Linked DNA regions of Homo sapiens: region 2 is linked to region 1. The links are chromatin loops, found by intact Hi-C in ENCODE. Cell type or tissue: K562. All regions are shown on one strand. Links, peaks and the distances in the headings refer to the core of each region. The heading gives the core; the rest is flanking DNA.

What was found. Hi-C counts contacts between places; a loop is a spot of excess contacts. Peaks named below come from ENCODE experiments on the same cell type or tissue, not always from the same donor. Only the 100,000 strongest peaks of a DNase experiment are listed, where the experiment ranks them.
Region 2: a loop joins it to region 1, with 2.3 times the contacts of the local background. A loop is called at or near these places in 3 of 110 quality-filtered maps.

The regions. Positions count from the first base shown.
Region 1 is chr1:117,470,705-117,476,103 of GRCh38, forward strand. All of the region lies in intron 8 of MAN1A2 (mannosidase alpha class 1A member 2), which reads left to right. Among named protein-coding and RNA genes, the nearest start is that of MAN1A2, 110 kb to the left of the region's middle. In K562, for the core only: no CTCF peak of the experiment used is centred there; a DNase peak (open chromatin) is centred at 2,557.
Region 2 is chr1:117,309,874-117,315,272 of GRCh38, forward strand. The region is part of intron 2 of LINC01525 (long intergenic non-protein coding RNA 1525); the gene reads left to right. Among named protein-coding and RNA genes, the nearest start is that of LINC01525, 17 kb to the left of the region's middle. In K562, for the core only: a CTCF peak has its summit at 2,810; a DNase peak (open chromatin) is centred at 2,788; H3K27me3 peaks cover 638 bases.

The DNA of each region.
Region 1 (5,399 bases), core at 265-5,264:
GTCCAATTTGTTCCTTTTAATGTTTTTGTATATTTTATATCAGCCTCTGAAAAGTATATCAAATTTTATTATTATCTTTGAGCTATATGCATCTGTCATATTTATAAATAGTCTGCAAAACAAACATTTAATTGAACTGAAATTTAACAATTCAGCTTTGGCTAACTGTATTATAATTAGAGTAATGATAATGTCTGTGACATGCACATAGCAATCACAGAAGATAATTACTGGTAATTACCTTCAGGAAAAGTGCTTGGCAACAGATGTAAAAGAATATAGCAAGAAACCTAGATTTAAAGGCAAATTACTAGTTTTTTTTTCTTTTCTAAAACTTTTTTTTTTGCTAGTTTTCTAAGCACAATACTTAGCCTATGTCATTTAATGATTAAAGTGAAGAAAATATAGGAAATCAGTCATTACTGATTCATTGTTTTATATTACTAAATTTATAATTGTGGAAAAAACAAGAATGGACATGTTATGCCCCTTTGAGTTAGAAAATGAATTGATTGTCTTGCTTAATAATTTAGATAATTTATTTAACTTCTCTATGCATCTTTATCTGTTCTCATTGTACTTATTTAATAGAAAATTCATGTGGATCATATTTATAATATGTTTGAAAATGCTTCAAATTAGTTTTTATTCTAGAATTTCCCATAAGAAGACTTCAAGAAATAGCTTCTGTTAGAAACCTGCCATTAACTGTATAACATGTTGAAATAAATCATATGAATCATTGCTATTTAGGAGTATTTTATAATATGTTAATCAATTTCTGAATATCAAAAGGACCTTAGAGTGACATGGTTTATCAAATTTGACATGTAGGCATATAATCTACAGGAAAGAGAAGTAGCTTCAAGTTCCTTAGTGGTATCCTTTTGCTTTAATGTAATTTCAGATGTTCTGTAAAGCAAGATGGACAGAATTCTCACTTGAGAAGGTTTTTTTTTTGTTTGTATATTTTGTTTTTATTGAAGATAATTGACAAGAAAATGTAAATTCTCTGTTCAATAATAAGGTTAATTTTGTTTTAATATGATTTGTTATTATAACATTTCTAATTCACATTCTTCCTTTTGCACTCAGTGAATATATATACTCTGTTAAAAGTTAAACAAGGCATATACCATAAGGTGTCATATTCAGATACTGAGAAGAAACCGGATCAGGTTTTGAGAAAACTAATGAAGGAACAAGATTAGTTTTATTCTGTTAAAACTGTCTATAAAATACATTGTAATAAATAGGCTAAATTAGGAAAAGGAAAGGCTTACAGCAGAAGGACATACTAGAAAGCTAATATAATACGGATCTGGATCTAGGATAGCTGTCTGTGGGAGTGGTAGTCATCATAGATTTTATCTTTCCCTTTGTATCCTACATTCATTCTTCACTAAGTCTTGTCAGTTCTGACTATTTCTGAAATATTCGTTTCCCCATTTTAACTGCACCTTTTTCCGTTTGGAATACCTTCCGCCTTCTCTATGTCCTCTTATCAATAAATTCCTACCTATTCAATGAAAACAGAAAAGGAAAATCCTAAGTTAAATAAACTATTCAAATATAGTAATCTCTCTTGCAACCACCTGTTAGGGAAAAGGAAAAATATTAGGGTATATATATAAATACCCATTAAAAGATTAATATCAATTTTATGTGTGATAGTATTATAGGAATATATTTTCTCTACAGGATGTTTGCATTCACTAATTTCACTGATACTAAATATCAACCACTGTTCCAGATGCTAGGTATATAGATGTGAACAAGTAGACAGTGTCCCTAATACCCTTGGAGAACTTACATTCTGCTGGAGAGATATGAAATAAACAAATACATGATGTGATGTAATATAATGGTAAGAATTTCTTTTTTCTTAAAGCACTTTTAGTTTCTAGGACAATACATTCTTTTGCTTTTCTCATAGCCTTACTTAGCTTCATGCTTCACTCAGTCTTTTTATTATTATTATTAGTTTTCTCCTTTTCTCCTAGCCTCTTAGTGTTGGAATGCCTTAGAGCAAGCTTGCCCAACCCAGGGCACTGGATGGCTTTGAATGCAGCCCAACACGAATTGATAAACTTTCTTAAAACATGAGATTTTTTTTTTTACAATTTTTAAAAAGCTCATCAGCTATCATTAGCGTTAGTGTATTTTATGTGTGGCTCAAGACAGTGCTTCCAGTGTGGCCCAGGAAAGCCAAAAGATTGGTGGACAACCCTGCTGTAGAGGTCAGTCCTCCATTCTCTCTTCTCTCCAGTGTCATAGTTTTAAATACCATTTACATGCTGGCATCTCTCAAATCTAGAACTCTAGTCCTCACCTTGTCCTTGGCCTCTGTACTCATATATCCAATTATCTACTTGACATTTTTACTTAAATATCTTATAGATACCTGAAACTTAATATATCTGTAAATGAGCTCTTCCTAATAATTCTATCCACCTCAAAACCTGTTATTCCTCCAGTCTTTCTCATTTCAGTTAATGGCAGGTCTATTCTTGCTCATGCCATAAATCTTGTTGTCATCCTTTACTTCTTTATCTCACACCCCACTCCAGTTTCTCAGCAAATTCTGTTCTGTCTGCCTTTGAAATATGTCTAGAATTCAATTGCCACTACCCTGAGCCAAGTCACCATCTCTTGCCTGGATTGTTATAATAAATAGCATCCTAATTGGCCTTTCTGTTTCTGCCTCTGCCCCTTTCAGTCTATTCCTAATACAGGAGCCAGTAATTTTTTACAAAGTAAGTCACATTATGCCATTTTATTTAACTCTTCATTACTTTTCATGTCAGAGTAAAAGCTAAAGTCCTTTTGGGGCCCTGTGATCTGGTTCTTATTATCTCTTTTCCTTCATTTATTCTTCTCCAACTACATTGGCCTTCTGTCACTTGTTGAATCCATTAGGCACTTCACCACCACAGAGCTATTGCAGCCACTACTCCCTTTGCTTGGAATGATTTTTCGAGAGATATTCACATAGCTCAATCCCTCACTTTCTTCAGGTTTTTTTACTCAAAAGTTACCTTTTCAATGAAGTCTTCCCTGGTCACCTTACGTGATAGGCGGAAGTACAGAAAATTGAAAGACATGTTTTATAGATTTCTTCCACCGAGTGGTCCATATTTTCTCTGTGAATTAGAAGGCATTTAACTGCTGATAGCAGAGAAGAAGGTAGAGCAGTAGGGGACTTAAGACAAATAACAAATATCTTCTTCAGGAAATAGGAAAGAACATTAATGAAGGAGTTATAAAAAAGTTGACAGGCAGTGTTGAGGCTCATGTTGATGGTGAAAACGGTAAATTTGGAGGTAATAGTAAAACAGACTGACAGCTGGGCTGACCCACAGTTGATGTTTAACTGTCTGGGTACAACAGGAGAACAGTGGAGTAAGGGTCTTGAATGGTTGGACAAGTGGGATTACCTGTTGCTTCCTTTCGTATTCAACCTGACTGCAAAGGATCCAAACTTATTTGAGAATATATATATGTATACTTTTCTCTTTCTATTTTATCTAACAAATCCCAAAACTCGTATCAACCCAGCCACCTACTTTTCCCATTTACATACAGAGTCAACTAAGCATTGCTGGTGAAAATAACAGTACAGATTAAAGTTACTATAAACGTACAATTTCCAGTTTTATGTGGATCACCAGTATTCCATGAGTTTTTTTTTTTTACTTTGATCAATTTACTTTCCTATTCTTTACTCTCCTTAAGTTTTCTATGTAACCCCTCTATCCATCTCCAGCTCTTATTTTGACCATTTCTTTATTTTCAAGTTCCTAGGCAATTTTAGTTTAGATATATCTTTAGTAAAAATAGTATTTATATAGATTTAAAAAATTTCAGTTTGAGAGTCTCAGTGTTTTAAAAACTGAGTCAAAACAACTAAATTGGTGGAGGTTACTGATAGATTTGGACTAATTCCAAATATTCTTTGGTTTTGTTTATTTTTGAAAAACTGCTTTATTAAGATACAATTTACATATAATAAACTGTACATATTTAAAATGTACAACTTGGTGTTTTAAAATAGGTGTACACCTATGGAAATCATGATCACAATCAAAATAGTGAACATATCTATCACCCCTTTTCCTCATACCCTTACATGTTCCTTCTCTCAACCTCCTCCCTTCCCCCTCCCCCAAAACAACTACTGATCTGCTTTCTGTCATTAAAGCTTGGGTTGCCTTTTCTAGAATCTTAGATAAATGGCATCCTTTATTTGTACTCTTTATGTGGCTTCTTTCAGCATAATTATTTTGAGATTGATCTATGTTGTGTATATCAGTAGTTCTGAGTGGAATTCCACTGTATGGAATACCATAGTTTGTTTATCCATTCTCCTGTTGATGGACATTTAGGTTGTTTCTGGTTTGGGGCTATTACAAATAAAGCTGCTATGAACACTGACTTACACACCTTCATATGTTCTCACTTCTCTCGGGGAATACTTAGGAATAGGCTGCTTTTATCAAATAGTAGATGTGTATGTTTAACTTTTTTAAGGAACTACCAAGTTGTTTTCCAGAGTACATATACCATTTTACATTGCTATCAGTAGTGTTTCTCCATATACCTGCCAACACTTGATATGATCAGTCTTTTAGTTTTAGCCATTTTATTACATTGTATTTTTTTTTCCTTTTTTTAAAAATTATACTTGAAGTTGTGAGGTACATGCCAGAACGTGGTTTGTTATGTAGGTATACACGTGCCATGGTGGTTTGCTGCACCCATCAACTCGTCATCTACGTTAGGTATTTCTCCTAATGGTATTCCTCCCCTACCTTCCCACCCACCGACAGGCCCCGGTGTGTGATGTTCCCCTCCCTGTGTCCATGTGTTCTCATTTTTCAACTCCCACTTAGGAGTGAGAACATGCAGTGTTTGGTTTTCTGTTTCTGTGTTAGTTTGCTGAGAATGATGGTTTCCAGCTTCAACCATGTCCCTGCAAAGGACATGAACTCATCCTTTTTTATGGCTGCATAGTATTCCATGGTGTATATGTGCCACATTTTCTTTATCCAGTCTATCATTGATGGGCATTTGGATTGGTTCCAAGTCTTTGCTATTGTGAACAGTGCTGCAGTAAACATATGAGTGCATGCATCTTTATAGTAGAATGATTTATAATCCTTTGGGTGTATACCCAGTAATGGGATTGCTGGGTCAAATGGTATCTCTGGTTCTAGATCCTTGAGGAATCACCACACTATCTTCCCCAATGGTTGAACTAATTTACACTTCCACCAACAATGTAAAAGCATTCCTATTTTTCCACAACCTCTCCAGCATCTGTTGTTTCCTGACTTTTTAATGATCGTCTTTCTAACTGGTGTGAGATGGTATGTCCTTGTGGTTTTGATTTGCATTTC
Region 2 (5,399 bases), core at 139-5,138, 160 kb before region 1:
CTCTACTACTCCTGGTTTAATTGCAATGCCCCATCCTGCAGCCCAGCAGAACTGCTGTGAAGATGCAACGTCCCAGCTGTTCTCTACTGCAGAGACACCATTCAGGAGACTGAATCCCTGCTCAGCACAGAGTTCCTGGGGAAAAACTCAATTTCCCTCAAAGTTTTAACACAGGCCGGGCGCGGTGGCTCACGCCTGTAATCCCACCACTTTGGGAGGCTGAGGCAGGCGGATTGCCTGAGCTCAGGAGTTTGCCACCAGCCTGAGCAACACGGTGAAACCGCGTCTCTACTAAAATAAAAAAATAAAAAAAAAAAAAAAATTGCCAGGCGTGGCGGCGTGCGCCTGTAGTCCCAGCTACTCGGGAGGCTGAGGCAGGAGAATTGCTTAAACCCGGGAGGCGGAGGTTGAAGTGAGCCGAGATTGTGCCACTGCACTCCAGCCTGGGCGACAGAGTGAGACTCCGACTCAAAAAAAAAAATTTTTTTTAGCACATTATTTCACACCATTAGACCAAGCTCTATCACAAAAGAAGGTGCCAGGGACGAGAAGCAGAGCTTAGGTTTTCTGCAGGCAGATCATTAATGACTTTACTCTGGTGTGTCTTAACAGGGTTCCCAGGAGCTCAGGATCTGAATGGTCTGTAGCAAAGTAATGTGAAATGGGTTGACAAAGGAAAGAATCAGCTCTGCTCTAGTTTTACAAAGAGTGGCATAAATCTTGATCAAAATAGTGACCACAGGAGCTGGAGATAATTAATTATTATTTGTATATAAGAATATCATATGTTACTCACGAGTCCCTCCTTTATAGCAATAACACCCAATAAATGGTAGTCAGAAATAAAGGGAGTATTTACTTTAGGAAAGCTCTTAAATTCTCAATTATCTTAACCTCTGAAGACTGTAGGGCTTTCAATCCGCATCTCTCCAGGCAGTAGGTATTGTAGTCAACCCACTGTTTCCAAGGTCTGTTTCTACCTTCTCAGGGATACATCACACAGGGTTTGTCTCTCCTCAAGTGTTGCTTTCTCTAATGCCACCTGGTCATCCAGCCAGGACATGGGAGGAAGTATGGCAGATTTCGTCATTTCTTTCAACCAGGGAAAAGGGAGGATTGGAATAGTGTTTCCTAAAGTTGTGTTCAAGGCCTTGGTAGTTTCTGGATATTATTCTTTTGTCAGATGAGTAGATTGCAAACATTTTCTCCCATTCTGTAGGTTGGCTGTTCACTCTGATGGTAGTTTCTTTTGCTGTGCAGAAGCTCTTTAGTTTAAGTAGATCCCATTTGTTAATTTTGGCTTTTGTTGCCATTGCTTTTGGTGTTTTAGGCATGAAGTCCTTGCCCATGCCTATGTCCTGAATGGTATTGCCTAGGTTTTCTTCTAGGGTTTTCATGGTTTTAGGTCTAACATGTAAGTCTTTAATCCATCGTGAATTAATTTTTGTATAAGGTGTAAGGAAGGGATCCAGTTTCAGCTTTCTACATATGGCTAGCCAGTTTTCCCAGCACCATTTATTAAATAGGGAATCATTTCCCCATTTCTCGTTGTAGTTTCTAGCATTATAGGAAAATGAGAAAAGTTTTGGGTCTTGAAGTATGGGGAACAACAACACCCTATGTAGGAACTAAAGGGAAATTCCAGAATCCTTCCTTCATTTGCCCCAAGTTGGAGTAGGAAAGAGGCACACTGCCCTGTTGGCAGCTAGGAGAGCCATAGGATCCCAGCTCCCATCAGCTTGCATCATGGAGGTCTGGAGTGAGGACCATGTAAACTGAACGGCCGGGCCCAAAGTACAGAGTCCATACTGTCAGACCTCATTTGGAGATTTCTAGAACCTTACCAGGAACTCCACTTGCTTCTTCAGAGAATTTAAGAACACAAGAATTACCACATGAGCTCAAAACATGATCCATCCAGCTTAGAAGTTGCTTTATCATGAAAATTCCAGAGATGTGTTATGGCAGGACATGCTGCCCCCAAAGCCTCAAACCCCAGATGTCTTTAGCTATTGAGAGTATTTCTAAGAGCAAAGTCTCCATAATTTGGAAGAACGCTTCTATAGCATAGGCTGAGGAGAAAAACAGAAACTGGGAAGAAAACTAGTTAGTTGTGGAAAATCTATTTGTACAAAGCCCTGTGATAGGTTCTTTTACAATAAGCATCTTTAAGACTTTCAATAACCCTATGAATTGGGTAATATTACTGCCTATTTTCCACATGAGGAAACAGAGAATTAGAAAGGCCAAGCCCTGTGCCGAAAACCACATCACTAAAAAGAGGTAGACTGAGATTTTCTTCAGCCTTTGCATTCAATTAACTAATTGCTAAATCCTAGGGGTTCTGCCTCTTAAATAAGTCTCAAGTCAGTCTCCTCTTTGCCAGTTTCATTACCATGAGCCTGCTTCAAGTCTCCACTGTTTCGTTTTGACCATCGCAATGACCACTTAACTGGCCTTCCTACATGTGTCACTACCCCCGCTTTCCCCTTCCCTCCCCACCCCACTCCACCCACCACAGCATCCTTCACTCTAGCCATGTTTTGCCCATACCACTCACTACAGACTGTCTTAATAAAGTCTTTTTTCTTCCTTTAAGTCCCAACTTATGGCATCACCCCCTCTGAGAAGCCCACCCTGATATCTCAGGCACACTTAGAAGCTCCTCCCCAGTGCAGTACCTTGCGCGTGGGTCCTTCACAGCAGTGGTTGCATTGTAGCAGAACTGGCCCTTTAAGTGTCTATATCTCGCCAGACAGACACCAAGTCTCTTTTCATCCATTTATCCCCTGCACTTACACTGTCTTGCCTACAGTAGGCACTCGAGAACTTGTTGAATAAAATGAATGAATGGAATGAGTGAAATTTTTAAATACTTATCAAATCAAAGAAATGAGTAAATGAAATTTTAAACAAGTTATCTCTGACTCAAAAGCTACACTAATAAAAGAATCTTGAATCACTACTAGAATGTTAGATTTCTCTTGTAAACACAAAATGAACTAGAAAAATAATTACAGAGTAAACTTGATATGTAAAATTTGAATTTCAAACAGATGAAGTAATATTATTACTCACTTCAGCTACAAAAGGTACACATGGACCCATAATACATTATATTTATGCAACACTTCATAGTCTTCAAAGGATGTTTATATACTCTATTTCATTTGAATCTAACAGCAATCCAGTAGGGTAAAGCAGAGGAGGTATTTATTAACCCAGTTTTTCAGATGAGGAAACTAAGGATCAGGGAGGTTAAAGTGACATACCCAAAGTCACACAGAGGCAGAAATAGAAAAGATCCTGGCCGGGCGCAGTGGCTCACGCCTGTAATCCCAGCACTTTGGGAGGCCTAGGCAGGCGGATCACGAGGTCAGGAGATCGAGACCACCCTGGCTAACACGGTGAAACCACATCTTTACTAAAAATTAGCCTGGTGTGGTGGTGGGCGCCTGTAGCGCCAGCTGCTCGGGAGGCTGAGGCAGGAGAATGGCGTGAACCCGGGAGACGGAGCTTGCAGTGAGCCGAGATCGCACCACTGCACTCCAGCCTGGGTGACAGAGTGAGACCCCGTCTCAAAAAATAAAATAAAATGATAAATAAATAAATAAATAAATAATAGAAATAGAACAGATCCCAAGAATTCAAAGTGCAAGTTCATTAGTCTTGTCTACCAGGTGACCTCTGATAGCAGGCTTTGATCATTCCATTGACAGTGAAAAGGTGCAATGATTATCATTCTCACAAACTTCGAAAATCCCCTCCTGACTACAGGCAAAAGGGTCCCAGACATCTTAAGAGGCCAAAAGACTGAGGGCAGGCAACTCCTTCAGAGTCAAGACTCCATTCCGTTTGACAAGTCTCAATCTTCCTAGCAGACAGCTGACACTATGATTGATTCGGCTGCTCCATTGTCTCAAGCTCTAGGTTCCTTTCTGAACATTGTGGCCAGAAAGGATAGGTGGGGCAAAGTCAAGGCATGGGAGGAGGGCAGAGAGGTAGTGAGGGGAAATAGAGGCAGACAGACCTGGGTTCAAAATCTAGTTCCATCTCCTTCCTTTTCCAGATGGATATCCAATTGCTCTAGCACCAGTTGTTGAAAACACTTTTCTTTCTCCATTGGATTGCTATAGAGCTTTTGTTGAAAATCATTTGACTGTATGTGTAAATGGTCTGTTCTAAGGCACTCTATTCTGTTTTAATGATTTATTTGTTTCTCCTGATGCCATAGAGTCTTAATAGTGTAGCTTTATAATAAGTCTTGAAGCCAGGTAGTTTAAGTCCTTTAACTTTGTTCTCTTCAGCTTTTCTGTAGGCATCCTAGGTTCTTTGCATATAAATGTGAGAGTCAGTTGACAATTTCTACAAAAAACTCTAGTGAATCTATAGATCAATATGGGGAGAAGGTGATATCTTAACAATATTGAGTCTTCCAATCCATAAACATGGTATATCTATCTACTTATGTAGGTCTTTAAAATTTTCTCTTAGCAATGTTTTATACTTTACAGTGTAGAGATCTTGCACATCTTCTGTTAGATGTATTCCTAGGTATTATATGTTTTTGCTGTTATTGAAAACAGAATTATAGGTTTTATTTTTTTACTTTTCAATTATAATAACAGCAAATGTGAATTTACCTTGGAGTTAATACAGCTTAAGCTCCAGAGTTCTCCTTTGCAAAGGCCCTTTGCAAAACCTTCTGAGGTAGCCTAGCAGTTTTATAATCATAATTTTATATTATTTTTATTAAGTAGGGCCCTCCAAAATTGTACACCATCCAGATCACACAATACTTAGATTCATCCCCTGCCTGCTAGTAATGTTCTTGTCTCTCTGAGAGCCTCAGTCTTCTTATATCTAAAATTGAAATAATCTTTATCTATCTCCCAAGCTTATTTTTTCTAATGTGGTAAAACACACACACACAACAAAATTCGCTGGTTTTTTTTTATACTTTAAGTTTTAGGGTACATATGCACAATGTGCAGATTAGTTACATATGTATACACGTGCCATGTTGGTGTGCTGCACCCAGTGACTCGTCATTTAACATTAGGTATATCTCCAAATGCTATCCCTCCCCCCTTCCCCCACCCCACAACAGGCCCTGGTGTGTGATGTTCCCCTTCCTGTGTCCATGTGTTCTCATTGTTCAATTCCCACCTATGAGTGAGAACATGCAGTGTTTGGTTTTTTTGTCCTTGCCATAGTTTGCTGAGAATGATGGTTTCCAGCTTCATCCATGTCCCTACAAAGGACATGAACTCATCCCTTTTTATGGCTGCATAGTATTCCATGTGTATATGTGCCACATTTTCTTAATCCAGTCTATCATTGCTGGACATTTGGGTTGGTTCCAAGTCTTTGCTATTGTGAATAGTGCCACAATAAAC